Linked DNA regions of Homo sapiens: region 2 is linked to region 1. The links are chromatin loops, found by intact Hi-C in ENCODE. Cell type or tissue: A673. All regions are shown on one strand. Each heading gives the region's core, and the rest is flanking DNA. Links, peaks and the distances in the headings are about the cores only.

Region 1 (9,430 bases), core at 602-8,601:
AACTACTTGGGAGGCTGAAGCACGAGAATTGCTTGAGCCTAGGGATTGTGGGGCCAAGACTGCTGATGGGGGGTGGGGTTGAGCTGTGATGGTGCCACTGCACTTCAGCCTGGGTGACAGAGTGAGACTCTGTTTCAAAAAAAAAAAAAAAAAATCAGTAACAGAAAGACTACAGGAAAATCTCTAAACACTTGGAAATTGAACAGTACACCTCTAAATATCCACGTCAATGAGGAAGTCTCAAAGAAAATTAAGAAATCTATAAAACTGAATGAGAATTAAAGGACAGCATACCAAAATATGTGGGATGCATCTGAGGCAATGCTGAGAAAGAAATTTTCTTATTTTTATTTTTTATTATTTTTTTGAGACAGAGTCTTGCTCTGTTGCCCAGGCTGGAGTGTAGTGGTGTGATCACAGCCCACTGCAGCCTCGACTCCTCAGGCTCAAGCAATCCTCCCACCTCAGCCTCCTGATGAACTGGGACTACAGGAACATGCCCCCCACACCTAGCTTGCTTTTTTTCTTTTTTTGCTAGAAACAGGGTTTTGAGGTTGCTCAGTCTTGAACTCCTGGCCTCAAGTGATCTTCCCGCTTCAGCCTCCTAAAGTACTGGGATTACCTGTGTGAACCACTGTGCCCAGCCGAGAGGGATACTTATAGCACTAAATACTTACATTAAGAATAAAGATATCTCTAGTTTCAGCTACTTGAGAGGCTGAGGCAGTAGGATCGCTTGAGACCAGTCATTTGAGGTTGCCGTATGCTGTGCTGGCACCTGTAAGTAGCCACCATACTCCAGCCGGAGCAATGTGGTGAGGCCCTGACTCTAAAAATAATAAATAAATAAATATAAATTAAAAGAGAGCAGTCTCGTCTGGGCGTGGTGGCTCACGCCTGTAATTCCAGCACTTTGGAAGGCTGAGGCGGGTGGATCACGTGAGGTCAGGAGTTTGAGACCAGCCTGACCAACATGGTGAAACCCCATCTCTACTAAAAATACAAAAATTAGCTGGGTGTGGTGGCGGGCGCCTGTAATCCCAGCTACTTGGGAGGCTGAGGCAGGAGAATCACTTGAACCCGGGAGGTGGAGGTTGCAGTGAGCCAGGATTGCGCCGCTGCACTCCAGCCTGGGTGACAGAGTCAGGTCCATCTCAAAAAAGAAAAAAAAAATTAGGCAGGCGTGGTGGTGCATGCCTGTAATCCCAGCTACTTGGGGGGCTGAGGCAGAAGAATCGCTTGAACCTGGGAGGCAGAGGTTGCAGTGAGCCGAGATCCGTACCATTGCACTCCAGCCTGCGGGATAAGAGCGAAACTCTGTCTCAAAAAAAAAAAAAAAGAGAGAGACAGAAGTCTCAAATTAACCATTTATTGAGGTGGGTTCTGTGCTTGGTGCTGAGATGATAATTGTGAAGGCCCAGTCTCTTCCAAAGGGGCTTACAGCTTGAATGGGCACAGAAACAAGGAAAGGAGGAATTCACACACAGTGTGGTCAGGGGTGTAATTCACACACAGTGTGGTCAGGGGTGTAATTCATACACAGTGTGGTCAGGGGTGTAATTCACACACAGTGTGGTCAGGGGTGTAATTCACACACAGTGTGGTCAGGGGTGTAATTCACACACAGTGTGGTCAGGGGTGTTGGTTGAGGGTAGCCTAGGGCTAGGGTGTTGGCTTAGCCAGGTCAATACAGGCAGATGGCATCAAATCCAGGCTTGGGGAGCAAAGAAGTCTTCTCAGAGGAGAAGCTGCACCCTGATAGGTGAGGTGGGCCCCCCAAAATGGGGAGAGGGCTGTCTGGGCTCAGAAAGCTGGGACACGCAAAGGCGCTGAGGGGAAGAGGACATGGCCCATCAGGGCACTGTCAGTGTGGCCAGACAGAGCAGGCAAGGCGGGGGAGACCCTGGGAGACAGAGCCAGACCCAGAACGAGGGGCCCCTTCCCAGACTCTGAAGGAGTTTGGGCTTGATCCTAAGACAATTCAGAGCCAATGAAGAGTTTCAAGATGACAAGGTCTCATCTGTGTTTTGGGAAGACCCTTCCAACTGTTGGAGGAGGGCTGCTCCTAGATGCAGGGGGGCCAGGAGGGAGGGACCCAGTGGGCCATTTGGGAGAGGTGGACGCTGGACAGGGCAGGGGCGGCAGGCAGAGAAGAGGAGTCCACAGCTCCTGGGCGAAGATCGCCAGGATTTGAAGATGAGATCTGGAAACGACGGCCCGGGGACATCCAAGCTGAGCCTGGGCCAGTGGGTAAATAAGCGGTCATTCACTGAGTAGGGAACATGAAGGAACAGATGGAGATGCTTTGTGTTGCCTTTGGTGGGGACAGAGCAAAAATACAATGATGGCATTTCCATCTGGGAGATGGCGCATCAGGGGCCAGGAGGCACGTCTTAGCCGGGACATGGAGGTGACCTAATTGACATGTGGCTGTGGCTGCAATCGGGGATTTGGGAGAAACGCCACTGAGATGAATCAGAGGAGAAGGGCCAGAGACCAGGTCCTGGACGTGGGGATGTCCACATTTAAGGGGAAAACAGAAAAAGAAGGGTTGGGGAGAAGTCAAAGAGCCGGGAAGAAATCCAGGCGAGAACTGCACTCGTAACCAAGGGACAGAAGGTTTAGAGAGTGACATGCCAGGGAGAGCTGCAGCTCGCTGGGTTGGCAGAAGGGGCAGATGGTGAGTAGGGGGAGGTCATGGAGGAGGGATGAGGTGGAGGGGCAGGGAGTTCACGAGAGAGAGGAGGTGGACCTGGGAGAGGAGACAACTCCTTGGTTTTAGAGCAAAGAACCTTGAGTTAACATATTTACGCCAGGAGAGAGAATGTCTAGGCTTGAAGGGGGAGGTGAGGGCTGATGGCACAAGGCTTCCAGCAGAGGATGGACAGCTCGGCCTGGAATAGAGAGTGAGACACAGTTTCCACGGAGGTGGAGAAGGGGACACAGTCCCTCGTCTGTGATTAGATGCCAACGGAATCCAGGCACAAGGGAAAGAGGGGCAGCACCTGCCCTCTGGAGGCTTCCAGTCTAGCGGAAGCTGATGGGTGGGAGGCAGGTGCAGAAAGATGGGGATCAGGCCTGGGAAGCAGTGCAGGAGCCAGGAACACCCAGCCCTCTTCCTGTCCCTGGGGTGCCCAGCACCAGGGAGCATGAGTGGTGACCAGAGGTGCAGGTGGGTCCCCCCTGGTTAGTGGGAGAGTGGGGGAGGGCAGATGGAGTGGGGAGTCTTGAGTGACAAGCCAGCGCCCCTGGCACCCATCTCTGAGCATGGCAGACATGGTCCTGCCTCCACGGTGCTCCAGGTCCAGCTCAGCATCTTCCTTGGAGGGGCACCCCAGAGGGGCCCCCAGCCACATCCTGTAAAATATGGGCTTCTGATGACTCTCTGACCTGGCTCTTCCTCCATAGCTCTCAGCCCCCTTGGAAATCAATTTTAAAATGTGCACTTAAAGGTTTGGTTCACTACAAAGGGCAGGTGAACAAGACAGACACAAATGATCCTTGGGAGCCCACGTCAAGGGGTAGGAGGCAGACAAGTGAACAGACTGTGATGATCCAGCCCGCAGAGGGCCGGTAGGCCCACATATAGCAGGAGCGCCCACCCTCACATGGAGGGGGAGGGAGGGCTTCCTGGAGGAGGCGACATCTAATGCTACCCAAAGGGTAAGTAGCAGCTCATGAGTTAGGCAGGTGAAAAAATCTTCAGGCAGAGAGAACCACAGGTGACACAAGCCAGCATGCCTGGGTTCCAATCCCAGGCCCTCCCCACCCCGACCCCCGGCGGTGGGACTTCTCTGTGTCTCAGTTTCCCGCTCTTTAAGAGGGAGCCAGAACAGCACCAACTCCATAGGTCTGAGAGGACCACACACTTGGAAGACGGCCCTGCGCCTAGTGTGGCCGCCACTCTGAGAGCGCCCGTCACCATCGCCCGGAGGAGGAGGGAGGTCGCTGTCGCCAAGAGCCCGAGGACCAGAGCCGGCGGTCAGACCCTTCTCCACGCCCTCCAGGCTCTCGGCCTCGGTCCTCAGAGGGCAACGGCAGTGGGCCCTTCCTCCCAGAACTGCTAAAACATCGCCCTGCGGAAAGGGCCCCTCGCAGCCCAAGACGCCGGGGAAGCGCTGGAGGCGCCGAAGACTCGGTCGGGGGTCTCGGGCGCAGCCCCAGGACCTGCGGAACCCGGCCCGGTGCGCAGACGCGCACACTCCAGCAGGTGGCGCTGCCTCCCCTGGAACGAGTCGGCTCCCGCAGGCGGCGCCCGGGGCGGGAGGGAGGCAAAGGGAGGGACCGGAGAGCAGGGCGCCTCCCTCTGCCCCGCCGGCCCAGGCGTCCGATGCGGCCCCTGCGAGCCCCCTCCCCGGGAGTTCTCATTGCCTCCCCCTGCCCCCGCTCCCGGCCGCTCCGATGCCTGTGGCAACCGGGATCCCGCGCCCGCCTCACCTGGGTGCGGGGGTGCAGGGTGACCTTTCACGCCGGGCCAACGCCAGTACCCCCTTCTCAGCACACCTGGGTCCCCGAGCGGGCCAGGTGGTTCCGTGGGGGCGGCCGCCACCGGCACACCTGGGCTGGATCCCCGCACACCTGGGTCCGCCCGTGTCGGGCTCGGGTACAAGTCCTGGCCGTGACACCTGGACCCCTCCACAGCCCTGCGGCTCCTCACTTCCCCCCTGCAGGGGTGGTTAGAGGAGCCACTCTAATAAGATCTAATAAGATCCCTGCAGGGCTGGTTAGAGGAGCCACTCTAACGCACCTGGAAGGTAACCGGCCATTCACAGGAATAGGACACCTGTCCCCTTCGTGCTAAAGGACGTTGGGGACAAGCAGGCCCCATCCAAAACATGGGGAAAGTGACCACTGTCATCCCAGGGAAGAGGTAAGAGGGAGCACAGGACTTGGTAGGGGCAGCTGTCACGGGGATGAGATGGAGAAGAGTCATGGGACCACCTATAGCCCTGTGTCCCCAGAGCCACATGCCACAAACACACATACAAACATATACACATGTGCATAGGGACACACATTCACATGCTCATATGCACACATTCATACACACATATATGAACACACATGCATAGACATACATGCAAACACACGCTCATATGCACACATTCATATACACATATAAACACACATGCACATACACGCACATACACACACGCTCAATGCACACATTCATATGCACATATAAACACATGCACACATACATGCACACACATACATATACAATGCTCATATGCACACATATACACATATAAACACATACACACACGCTCATATGCACACATTCATATACACATAAACACATGCACAGACACACGCACATACACGCTCAATGCACACATTCATATGCACATATAAACACACATGCACACACATACATATACAATGCTCATATGCACACATACACATATAAACACACATGCACACACATACACCTGCTTATATGCACACGTTCATATACATGTATATAGACATGCACAGACATGCTCATGCACACATATACACATATGTACACATACACACGTGGACACATACGCACTTGCATAGACATACACATGCTCATATGCACACATACACGTAAACACGCACACACACATACGCATGCTCATATGCACACATTCATACACACATGTACACATACATGCACATACACATGGGCATACAGACACAGACACATGCTCATATGCACACATCCATACACACATATGTACACATACATGCACATACACGTGGACACATACATGCACACATATACACATACACATGTGTGCACACAATGTGTACACAGATATACACATATATATTTACACATGCTCATACACATACTGACATACATACTCATATAAACATATGCACACACACACACACACCAGGCCAAAGGCTGGTCTCGGCCACAGGGAAGCCCACAGCTGCTCCCTGGGGCTCTGTGGAGGAGAGCGAGGGGTCTAGGTCTGGGCGGGCTGTGCGTGCCGCCGTGTCCTGCCAAAATGACTTGAAACCCTTCTCTCTTCCGGGCACTGTGCTGTCTCTCAGTCACGTCACCTCCTCACCATGCACCCGACCTTTGCAGAGATGAACTGTGACACCTGTCCCGCGCCTACACGGACTCTCAGAGTCTGGCTGGGCCCTCCACATTTCCTTCCCAAAGCTCTAACCACATCCCCTCTCCTTTCCCCAACTCCCTCTGCTCCCTCTCTTTTTCTCTCCACCCTCCTGTCTTCTACAATGTTGATCACCTCTGCCCTCCCCTCCCCGTCCCCTCTATCACCCTGCTCTGATTCTTATCACTCTGCTCCACGCTCCTGGCTGAGCCCCCCAGCCCAGCCCACCCTCCATGCCTCACTGCTCCAATCATGTCAAAACCCCAGTAGGCCACAGGGTTTCAAAGTGGATTCTTTTTTTTGTTTGTTTGTTTCATACTAACCTCACTATGGGGATTTTTCAAAAGTAATTTATTTTTAGTTATGATTATTATTATTTTTTGTAGAGACAAGGTCTCACTGTGTTGCCCAGGCTGGTCTCGAACTCCTGGCCTCAAGCAATCCGACCACCTCAGCCTCCCAAAGTGCTGGGATCACAGGGTTGAACCACCGCATCCGGCCTTCAAAGTGGATTCTTAAGGAACCAGTTTTATAGAATACTACACACAGGCGGCCCTGAGGTTTGGAACCAAGGCTGTAAATGCATCTGGGGACCTCCTTCCATTAAGAAATGCTTTGAATGCTGGAGGAACGTTTATTATGTAGTGGGGTGACTGCCCTGAGCCCACATGGGGTTCAGCCCCTGGTGTGATGAGTGTGCAGGGAGAGACTGTGGAAGCCCAGCCATGTGTTGCCATGGATTGTTTTGGGGTGAGGGGATATTGGTGACAGGCTGGCAGGGAGCTCGGCGCTCACCCTGTGCCAATGTGTCCTCCCGGGTTTACTTGGTGCCTCCAATAGGGAAGAGGTAGCTCTAACAATGGAGAGGACCAGCTCTCACCTCAAAACCAGGGACCAACCTCAGAATCCCGAGAGTCATGATGTGCCTTCATTTTTTTTTGGAGACAGAGTCTCACTCTGTCGCCCAGGCTGAGTGCAGTGGTGCAATCACAGCTCACTGCAGCCTCAACCTCCTGAGCTCAGGAGATTCTCCCACCTCTGCCTCCCAAGTAGCTGGGATTACAGGCACATGCCAACACACCTAGCCACTTTTTAAAAAATTTTTGTAGCAACAGGATCTTACTGTATTGCCCAGGCTGGTCTCAGAACTCCTAGGCTTAAGCGGTCCTCCTGCCTCGGGCTTCCAAAGTGCTGGGATTACAGGTGTGAGTCACCACATCTGGCCCATAATGTGCTTCTGATGACCTATAAGACCCTCTGGCCTGAAAGCACAACCTGAATCTTATCAGACCTAGTTTAGCTCTAACTTCAACTTCATAGGCCACAACAAGCAACAGCGTATGTATACCACAGCCAGAGGAAGCAGCCAGGCTGACCCTGAATGGATGCCTTGCAAGTCCACAGCCCGCCAACCCAGTCTCTTCCACAGTCAGACATGAAAACACAGGATGGCCGGATGCGGTGGCTCACATCTGTAATCTCAGCACTTTGGGAGGCTGAGGCGGGCAGATCACCTGAGGTCAGGAGTTCGAGACCAGCCTGGCCAACATGGCAAAACCTCGTCTCTACTAAAAATACAAAAATTAGCCGCACGTGGTGCCAGGCACCTGTAATCCCAGCCACTCAGGAGGCTGAGGCAGGAGAATCGTTTGAACCTGGGAGGTGGAGGCTGCAGTGAGCTGAGGTTGTGCCACTGCACTCCAGCCTGGGCAACAGAATGAGACTCCGTCTCAAAAAAAAATTAAAAGAAAAAAAAAACAAAGGAGGCAGCAGGTTAAAGGTGACTAAGAGATGAAACCACCAAATGCAACGCATGCACCTTATCAGGATCCTGGGTTTTGTTTGTTTATTTTTATTTTTTAAGACAGAGTCTTGCTCTGTCGCCCAGGCTGGAGTGCAGTGGCATGATCTCAGCTCACTTCAACCTCCTCTTCCCAGGTTCAAGTGATTCTCCTGTCTCAGCCTCCCAAGTAGCTGGGATTACAGGCATGCTCCACCAGGCCCGGCTAATTTTTTTTTGTGCTTTTAGTAGAGGTGGGATTTCACTACATTGGTGAGACTGGTCTCGAACTCCTGACCTCAGATAATCCGCCCACTTCAGCCTCCCAAAGTGCCGGGATTACAGGCATAAGCCACCGCGCCCAGCCTGGGATCCTGTTTTGAACAAACCCAGCTGGAAAAGCCATTTGGGAGACAACCAAACAAACATGGACTGGGCAGGCCATGATATTAGAAAATCAGGGTTAATTTTGTTAGCTGTGATCATGGTATTGTGGTTCAGTAAAAGAAAATGTCATTTTTAAAAGAAAATGTCTAAAAAAGATTTAGGGGGAAATGTCACAGAGACAGTAACTGACTTTAGATTAGTTTAGAAAAGAAAACCAGATGAAGCAAATATGGCAAAATGTTAGCGATTGTTAAATATAGAGGCTGGATCCGGAGGCGTTCATAAGGCTGCTGTCTGCACTCTCCGGAGGTTGAGATTTTCCATAATAAAGAGTTGTTTTCAACGTTTAATAAAGTGTGCACACAGGGGAGGACGCAGGCGTGAAAGGACAATGTTTAGAACACATTTACAGTCACACAACAATAAGGAGCGATTTATGGGTCTTCCGGAAGAAGTGACTGGGTTTGAAATTCCACGTGGGTGCCTGGGGGAGTGTGCACTTGTCAGAGGACAAAAGCCCTCGACGCTCTTGCGTTCACTCAGTAGCCATGGTTCACGCGCCCCACGGCAAGTGCTGCGAGGGGGAGAGACACAGGGAAATGGCCCTGAAATGGCACAGGGAGGTGCCCAGGCTCCGAGCAGCCCGGAGGACTCTGGAACCGTGGGGAAGCTGCCGGTATGGAGCCCAGTGAGCTCCTGGAACAGCACTACCGCTCCCCAAGACCTCCACCCACTTCATCGCTTATGGCACCTGCTGCGGGGTTAGGTGCCTGTCCACCTGCCAGGCAACCTAGTTCAAGCTGTTCCTCCAATCACATGACCCTGCAGACCAGCCCTGTGCCCTACCAGGCGGCGCCAGCCACCCCAGCTCACTTCTGGTGCCCTCAGGAGGATTTTGTCCAGTTGTTTGAGGCTGGCAGAGGTTTGTTGGGACACAGGGGGGTGTACAACAGGCCCCCCTGAGCCATTTCTGTTGAAGAGGTGTTTACTTGCCCTCCCAATTAGTTCCCAAGAGACTGGAAGTGTTGGAGTCTTGTTAGGAAAAGTGTGGATAAACTGTAAACGCCTGAGAAAGGTCTTTGGGCTGAAGGCTTTCTGGTGATGGTGGCCAAAGGGTCCTCCCAGGCTGGCACCCCACAGCGTGCAGAGCAGTCTAGTCCACAAA
Region 2 (9,430 bases), core at 806-8,805, 240 kb after region 1:
CCAATATGGCAAAACCCCATCTCTACTAAAAATATTCTTTAAAAAATATTAGCCAGGTATGGTGGCGTGCACCTATAGTCCCAGCTACTCGGAAGGCTGAGGCATGAGAATCGCTTGAACCCGGGAGGTGGAGAATGCAGTGTTAAATGTCTCCTGGGAAGCAAAATCGTTTCCCTCCCTCACTTTGTTTAAGTCACTATCAATTCTCAGTGGTGTCAATTAAATCAAGACAAATAAAAAAAATTTTTTTTTTTTTTGAGACTAAGTCTCTTTCTGTCACCCAGGCTGGAGTACAGTGGTGCGATCTTGGCTCACTGCAACCTCTGCTTCTGGAATTCAAATGATTCTCCTGCCTCAGCCTCCCGAGTAGCTGGGATTACAGGTGTGCGCCACCACGCCCAGCTAATTTTTGTATTTTTAGTAGAGACAGGGTTTCAGCATGTTGGTCAAGCTGGTCTTGAACTCCTGACCTCAAGGGATCTGCCCACCTTGGCCTCCCAAAGTGCTGGGATTACAGGCGTGAGCCACCACACCTGGCCCTTAAATGAAGCCAAATATTTATCCAAAGTAATTTTTGCTGTTATAATTGTTTCTTATGTCGGCCGAAAATTTCTGTAAAATATTAAATTAAAATGATGAAGCAGACATACTTATTTTGTTATTGTCTTTTTTTTTTTTTAAGAGATGGGGTCTCACTATGTTACCCAGGCTGGTCTCAAACTCCTGGTCTCAAGTGATCTTCCCACCTTGGCCTCTCAAAGTGCTGGGATTACAGGTGTGAGCCACCGCCTGGCCTCAACTCTAATCTTTATTTATTTTGAGACGAAGTCTCACTCTGTCACCCAGGCTAGAGTGCAATGGCACACCAGGGTTCAAGTGATTCTCTCGTCTCAGCCTCCTGAGTAGCTGAGATTACAGGCATGCATCACCATGCCTGGCTAATTTTTTATATTTTTAGTAGAGGGGGATTTCACCATGTTGGCCAGGCTGGTCTCGAACTCCTGACCTCAAGTGATCCACCCGCCTTGGTCTCCCAAAGTGCTGGGATTACAGGCGTGAGCCACTGCACCCAGCCTAAAGAAAATAATTCTAATGTCTTACCATTAAGTGTGATGCTTTAAAGAATGTGACAGAATTTAAAAAGTTTATTGATTTGTTTCAAATTCTACATTGAAACTAACTTTTAAAATATATAATAGTGGTACACATGTGGGGGGTACATTATGATGCTTTTTTTTTTGGTAGGGTTTTGGTAGATGTTTCATATTGGTTTAAGAACGTTTCTATCTATTCTTGTTTGCTGAGAATTTTTAAAAATCACAATTGGGTATTACATTTTATTAAACACCCTTTTTGCATCTAATAGGATGAGCATATGGACTTTCTCCTTTAATGTTTCAATGTGGTGGATTTCTTTAGCAGATATTTTAGTGTTCGACTGTCTTTAAATTCCTGAGTTAAAGTCTTCATGTTCATAATGAAGTGTTTATGTCCAGATTGCCTGATTTGCTTTGCTAATTTTGATTTGAGATTTGTGTGTCTGTGTTCATATTTTTCTTGCAGGCATCATTCTTGCCTGCTTCTGGCATTAATTTATGTCACCCTTTTAAAAGCAGTTAGGGAGCCCCTCCTGCCCCTATCCCAAGAAACTTCTATGGAACAATTTGTATGTGATAGGAGTTATTTGCTCCTTAAAGATTGGGTAAGACTCATCTGTAATGCTGTCTGACTTGGTACTTTTGTTGCAAATGGGTTTGTGACTACTGATTTAATGTTTGAATGCTTACAGATTTTCTGCTACTTTTTTAAGATAGTGTTGATAATTTCTACTTTTCTATGCATTTTTCTATTTCATCTGTTTTAAAATTTTTTGCCACAAATTTTTTTAATAGTCCTGTTTTTGTTTTTCTAAAGAATTCTGCTGTATATTCCTTCCTTTGTATTCATGATATTTATATGTGATTTCCCTTTTTTCATAATCTTTATTTCCAAAAGTTCTTCTACTTTGTCTTCTTGAAGAATTAACTTTACATTTGTTAATTCTATCTTTTGTACATTTTCTGTTTCATACATTTTTGTCTTTATCTTTATTATTTTTTTTTCCTTCCATTCTTTTTTTATTTTGGGGGTATTTTTTCTCATTTTTTTGTGTTGAATGCTTGCCTTATTAATTTTCACTATTACTTGCTACTGAATGTTTTTTGTTTGTTTGTTTGTTTGTTTTTTGAGATAGAGTCTTGTTCTGTCGCTCAGGCTGGAGTGCAGTGGCATGATCTCAGCTCACTGCAACCTTCAGCTCCTAGGTTCCAGTGATTCTCCTGTCTCAGCCTCCTGAGTAGCTGGGATTGCAGGCACCCGCCACCACGCCCAGCTAATTTTTGTATTTTTAGTAGAGATGGGGTTTCACCATGTTGGCCAGACTCATCTCAAACTCCTGACCTCAGGTGATCTGCCTGCTTCAGCCTTCCAAAGTGCTGGGATTACAGGAGCGAGCCACCACGCCCGGCCTGTAATGAGTGTTTTAAATTATTCTTTTTCGCAATTTCTAAAAAATGGAGACAGGGTCTCGCTGTGTTGCCCAGGCTTGTCTGAAACTCCTGGCCTCAAGTGATCCTCCTGCCTTGGCCTCCCAAAGCAACTGTGTCCAGCCTCATTATTCTTATCGCCTTTAGCTGTATCCCACGCGAGGGTACGCCATTCTTTCACTGCCATTTACTTCTAAATGTTTGATACTTGTATTATGATTTATCTTTTGGATTATTTAGAAGTATGCTTTTTAGCTTCCAAGTATTTGAGATTTCTCATTTTATTATTTAGCATCAGAAGAGGCAGTCTGTATATCAGTTCTCTGGTGTTTATTGAAATTTCTTTTGTAGCCTAATATCTAATTGTTTTCAGTGTCAGGCGTGTGTTTGAAAAGAATATTTAGTTCCGAAGGGTGCAGCAGTTCATGCCTATAATCTCAACACTGGGAGGCCGAGGCTGGAGGACTGCTTGAGCCCAGGAGTTTGAGACCAGCCTGGGCAACATAGCAAAACTTTGTCTCTATAAAATAAAATAAAACAGCCGGGTGTGGTAGCACATGCCTATGGTTCCAGCTACTCAGGAGGCTGAGTGGGGAGAATTGCTCGAGTCCAGGAGGTCGAGGCTGCAGTAAGCCATGATTGAGCCACTGCATTCCACCCTGGGTGACAGAGCAAGGCCCTGCTTAAAGAAAAAAAAAAAAAGAATATTTAGTTTCTATGTATGTCTAAATCAAGCTTGTTAGTTGTGTGGTTTAAATCTTCTATATTCCTACTAATTTAAGCTACAGTTTTGTAACAAAGATGTTAAAATTTTCCACTATAATTGCAAGGTGGTTTCTCCTTCAGTTTTGTTTCTATAGTTGAGACCAAATGGTTAGATGCGCAGAGGCTCAGGATTAGTACAGTTCTTGAAGAATTATTTATTTTATAATTGACTAGCAACTTGCTTTTTATCTTAATGACTCATTTGTCTGGTATTAATATTGCTATACCAGCTTTCTGTTGTATACATATTTCTTTCAACTTTTATTTTTAATCTTTCTGTGTTGTTCGGGTTTAGTTGTATCTTTAAACTTTTGATGGCCAGGTGTGGTGGCTCATACCCGTAATCCCAGCACTCTGGGAGGCCAAGGCAGGTGGATCACGAGGTCAGGAGTTCAAGACAAGCCTGGCCAACATGGTGAAACCCTGTCTCTACTAAAAATACGAAAATTAGCCGGGCATGGTGACACGCTCCTGTAGTCCCAGCTCCTCGGGAAGCTGAGGCAGGAGAATTGCTTGAACCCAGGAGGCAGAGGTTGCAGCGAGCCAAGATCGCACCATTGCACTTGAGCCTGGGTGACAAAATGAGACTCTGTTTCAAAAAAAAACAAAAAACAAAAAAACTTTTGGATAGATGGATTTTTTTTTCATTCTAGGAGTCTCAGTCAATTAATAGGCAAGTTTAATACATTTACTATTATTGTAATTACTCATATATTTGGACTTACTTCTGTTAACTTACCTATCAGTCTTTTCTCTAATTTTGTCCTCCCATCTTGCACGTTATTATTGGCTAGCTTTTTTTCTTTTCTTTTTTTTCAAGACAGAGTTTCACTTTGTCACCCAAGCTGGAGTCCAGTGGTGCGATCTCGGCTCACTGCATCCTCAACTTCCCAGGCTCCAGTGATCTTCCCACCTCAGTCCCCCAAGTAGCTGAGATTACAGGCATGTGCCACCACACATGGCTAATTTTAATATGTTTAATAGAGACAAGACCTTGCCATGTTGCCCAGGCTGGTCTTGAACTCCTGGACTCAAGTGATTTGCCCATTATTGGCTAATATTTTATTTTTACTTTTTTTCTTCCAGTTTTGTAGTCAATTATCACATTTTATTCGTCCCCTGAATCTTGATGTTGTAATGAGGCTATACTGCCCCCATGTGGTACGGACTGCCCAGGAACTTTATTCTGAACTAGTAGTCTGCAAACTTGCTGTAAAGGGCCAGTTAGTAAATATTTTAGACTTTGAGGGTCTATAGTCTTTTTTCTTTTTCTTTTCTTCTTTTTTCTTTTTGTAGAGATGAACCCTCACTATGTTGCCTAGGCTGGTTTCAAACTCCTGAGTTCAAGTGATCCTCCTGCCTCAGCCTCCCAAAGTGCTTGGATTACAGGCATAAGCCACCATACCCGGCCAATTTCACTTTGTTTTTAATCTTCTGGGCTAATTGTCATGATCATTATTAATATTAGTATTATTTATAGCAATGCTTGTTAGGTTAACTATCATTTAAATTCTCCTGGATTTAATTTCCACTCCAAGGGAAGCAAACTTCTTAATAGTTCATTCAGTGAGGATCCATGAATGGTAAATTCTCTGCCTTTGTCTGAAAATGTCTCCATTTTAGCCCTCCCTTTTGGATGATAGTTTAGCTGGGCATATAATTCTAGGTTAACAGATACACTTCTTCAGTGCTTTGAAGATATTAAAGGCTTGTCTTCTGGCATCCATGGACAATGCTGAGAATTCTATTAATCAAAGTGTTATTTCTTTTTAGGCAAGTAGTTTTATCTCTTTGGTTTCTTTTTTTGTTTGTTTGTTTTGTTTTGTTTTTTCATTTGTTTATTTTTGAGATGGAGTCTTGCCTTCTCGCCCAGGCTAGAGTGCAGTGGTGTGATCTCAGCTCACTGCAACCTCCGCCTCCCACGTTCAAGCGATTCTCCTGCTTCAGCCTCCCGAGTAGCTGGGATTACAGGCACACGCCACCACACCCGGCTAATTTTTGTATTTTTAGTAGAGACAGTGTTTCACTATGTTGGCCAGGCTGGTCTTGAACTCCTGACCTCAGGTGATCTGCCAGCCTCAGCCTCCCAAAGTGCTGCGATTACAGGCGTGAACCACCACACCCAGCTGGTTTCTTCTAAGATCTCTATGTCTTTGATGTTCTCTAGTTTCTCCACAGTGTATCCAGATGTGTATTTACTTTTTATTTACCCTGTTTGGATAATGTGATACTTTGATGACTTGTTCCTTCAGTTATGGAAAAATCCTGTCATTTTGCATTTTGAATTTGCCTCTCCCCACCTCACGTTGTCTTTAATCTCTTCTAAATCTATAAAACACATGCTCAACCTACTCATTCTGTCTTCCACATTTCCTTATTGTGCTTTCATATTTTCATACTTTTCATCTCTTTATATCTCTGTGCTACATTTTAGATGATTTCCTTTTATTTATCTTCTATTTCTGTAATTCTCTCTTCGATGTGCTCTTCTCTGCTATTTATCTCAGAAATTTAATTTATAATTTCAATGAAAATATTTTTTACATCTAGATCTATTTGATTAGTTTCCAGGTCTGCTTACTCTATTTTCAAAATGTTTTTTCTTTATGATTTTGATTCCTTCTTTTTCTTCTCATGTCATTTTAAACACATTTCAAAGGCATGTCTGCCTTGTCACATGTGGAAAGAAAAAATATTCAGTTATTGGTGCGCCAATTCCCCTTTTGTTATGTTTGTTTATTTATGTATGTATTTATTTATTGAGTCAGGGTCTCACTCTGTCACCAAGGCTGGAGTATAGTGGTATAATCATAGCTCACTGCAGCCCCAAACCCCTGGGCTCAAGTGATCCTCCTACCTCAGCCTCCTGAATAGCTGAGACTACAGACACACACCACCATGTCAGACTAATTTTTTTTTTTTTTTTGTAGGGACAAGGTCTTGCTATGTTGCCCAAGCTGGTCTCAAACTCCTGATCTCAGACAATCCTCCTGCCTTGGCTTCCCAAAGTGCAGGGATTACAGGTGTGAGCCATCAGGCTCAGCCTCCTTTTGTTAGTTCTAATGTCTCTCTTTCAAGGTGGTTTGTTTATTATATGCTTTGTCTATTTTTGGAGGGGGCTTATATTGAAAGCATTTGCCCCCACTCCTGTGGAAGTTCAGTGTTCTCTAGTTTGTGTAACTGTCCCTGAAGGGCACTTTCATCTTTGCTTCTGCCAAGGCTCACGTATGTCAACGGTTCTGGACCAGTTTTGATATTATTTTCTTGACTCAGACCTCCTGAGCTCTCACATAGTATAAAATCACACTCTGCCCCAATTTTTGGCACAGGATTTGGGTTTTGATATCTGACAACTGGCTTCTTTTTTGCTATCCAAAGCCCCAAGTCCCCGGTCCAAAAGGCGAAGTTTTTCTACTCCCCTTTTCACCATCTTAAGGGCAGCAATCTACAGCTCCAGGCTTTGAACTGGGGCTCCATTCCCACCACATTACCTCAAGTAAGCTCCAAATGTTACCTCCTGTTCCCACCGTGGAACCTCAGTCCCACCCGAAACCTTGAGGATTGCCAGTCTCTGCTGTCCTGCTGTGACCTGGAACTCTACTTCCCATCCTGAGGATTTATCTTTCCTTCTTTTGAGTATTTGTTTTGAGTAGTTGTTTTTTTGTTGTTGTTCTTTCCTCTTTGTGTTTGAAGAAGGAGAAAAGCCCAGGTCCACTTGGTCTGCGTGGTGATTGGAAGCTCTTCTTCCCCTCCAGTCACCTGGGTTCACCTGGTTCTGTTTGTCTGTGTGGTTTTTTTGTTTTGTTTTGTTTTTGTTTTGAGATGGAGACTCACTCTCAGGCTGGAATGCAGTGGCACAATCTCAGCTCACTGCAACTTCTGCCTCCCAGGTTCAAGCAATTCTCCTGTCTCAGCCTTCTGAGTATCTGGGATTACAGGCACGCGCCACCACGCCCAGCTATTTTTTGTATTTTTAGTAAAGACGGGGTTTCACCATGTTGGCCAGGCTGGTCTCAAACTCCTGACCTCAAGTGATCCACCCACCTCAGCCTCCCAAAGTGCTGGGATTACAGGTGTGAGCCACCGTGCCTGGCCTGTTTGTTTGTGTTTTTTGAGACAGGATCTATCTCTGTTGCCCAGGCTAGAGTGCAGTGGCGCCATCTCAGCTCACTGCAGCTTTAATCTCCCAGGCTCAAGCGATCCTCTTGCCTCAGCCCCCTGAGTAGCTGGGACCACAGGCATGTGCCACCACACCCGGCTTAATTTCATTTTATTTGTTGTAGAGACAAAAGTCTTACTATGTTGCCCAGCCTGGTCTTGAACTCCTGGCCTCAAGCTATCTTCCCACCTGGGCCTCACATAAGTGCTGGGATTACAGCGTGAGCCACTGTGCCTGGTCTTACTTGGTGGAACAAAAACACAAACATCATTCGAAGAGCCCTTATAGAGAGGAGACCAGAGGGAAGGGCAAGGCCAGAAAGAGAGAGGGAGACTGAACAATGATGAAAGAATGGGGCTGCGGGGCCTCAGGGGCAGTTTCTACAGGGATGAATTTGGAGAGACCAGCTTTGGGATCAGAGAAGGGCTTACTTACATTAACAGCCCAGGGGATGGGAGAGTGTGTGATCTGAGAGGCAGCTTTGAAGAGTAGACGCTGTGTGCCTATCTCTAGTTACCTCTCTCTCTCTTTTTTTTTTTTTTTTTTTTTGAGATGGAGTCTCGCTCTGTCACCCAGGCTGGAGTGCAGTGGCACAATCTCAGCTTACTGCAACCTCCACCTCCTGGGTTCAAGGGATTCTCCTGCCTCAGTCTCCTAGGCAGCTGGGATTACAGGTGCACGCCACCATGCCCCACTGATTTTTGTATTTTTAGTACAGACGGGGTTTCACCGTGTTGGCCAGGCTGGTCTCGAACTCCTGACCTCAAGTGATCTGCCTGCCTTGGCCTCCCAAAGTGTTGGGATTACGGGCATGAGCCACCACGCACGGCTATCTCTTTTCAGCTGTCACATGACCTCATGGGAATCACAACTGTGGTTGCCATAGGTCAGCACCTGGGAGTCACCTGCCCCCGGCAGGGGTCCGGCCTGCAGGCCATGTGGGCCCCCACGGGCAGTGCACTGAGCCCCACAGCTCTAGATGTCAGGACAGAAAGAGGACGCTGGAGGGGGAGCTTCGCAGAGAGCCACTGGCAGTTGGGAGAAGCCATCAATCTCTGGTAAAATGGAAGCCTGCCTGCTTCCGGTCGCCAATCAACCAGAGGAGACAGAAGAGGCGGCTGTCACCAAGCTGCCACCGCTCCGGAATCACGGCTGAGTAATTGCTCGGTGCTTCAAGTCCTGGACTGGGGGCTCTCCAAGCAATATTTCATGTGTGAGATATTGAGCCCTCATCGAGAAGAAGAAATATGGTTGTTAAACAGGCAGCTAATGGTGCACCATCTATCTGATGGCAAGTCGGGGAGGCTCATTAAGCTGGCCAGCTCAGCCTCTGAAGGGGAATGCAAAATTAGCCAGAGGAGGGAATAAGTTAGGAAATCAAAGGGGAAGGGCCAGGCGCAGTGGCTCACGCCTGTAATCCCAGCACTTTGGGAGGCTGAGGCGGGCGGATCACTTGAGGTCAGGAATTCGAGACCAGCCTGGCCAACATGGTGAAACTCTGTCTCTACTAAAGGTACAAAAATTAGCCTGGAGTGGGAGCGTGTGCCTGTAATCCCAGCTACTGGGGAGGCTGAGGCAGGAGAATTGCTTGAATCTGGGAAGCGATTGCAGATCGCTGGTTGCAGTGAGCTCATACGCACCAATGTACTCCAGCTTGGACAACAGAGCAAGACTCCATCTCAAAAAAAATAAAAATAAAAAAATATATAAATAAGCAAACAAATAAATAAATAAAGGGGAAGGGGCAGAGAATGCTGATCGTACAAATTGGTGTGGTTCCAAAACACTGAAGGGAAGGAATTGCAAGTTTGCTTTCTTCCCTGCTCCTCAGAGGGAGTATTTTGACTCTGCAGCACGGACTTCTGAGAGGAATCTCCAGTAAGTGCATCTGAGACCCCTCCACAAATTTAGCAACTTCCATTGTTAAATTCTCGCCTTACAACCATCCCCGAACCCAGAAAGCTACTCTGCAAAAACCTGC

The links. A loop is a pair of places that touch in the nucleus more often than their neighbours do. Peaks named below come from ENCODE experiments on the same cell type or tissue, not always from the same donor. Only the 100,000 strongest peaks of a DNase experiment are listed, where the experiment ranks them.
Region 2: it touches region 1 in a loop (5-fold over the local background); 14 of 110 quality-filtered maps call a loop at or near these places.

The regions. Positions count from the first base shown.
Region 1 is chr17:77,241,979-77,251,408 of GRCh38, reverse strand. No RefSeq gene overlaps it. Among named protein-coding and RNA genes, the nearest start is that of LACAT1, 7.1 kb to the left of the region's middle. RefSeq lists an enhancer at 3,384-4,234 and a silencer at 4,120-4,295. In A673, for the core only: a CTCF peak has its summit at 4,182 (motif pointing right); a DNase peak (open chromatin) is centred at 4,228; H3K4me3 peaks cover 842 bases; H3K27ac peaks cover 1,303 bases.
Region 2 is chr17:77,006,389-77,015,818 of GRCh38, reverse strand. No RefSeq gene overlaps it. Among named protein-coding and RNA genes, the nearest start is that of SNHG20, 78 kb to the left of the region's middle. RefSeq lists an enhancer at 8,316-8,495. In A673, for the core only: a CTCF peak has its summit at 4,439 (motif pointing left); a DNase peak (open chromatin) is centred at 4,438.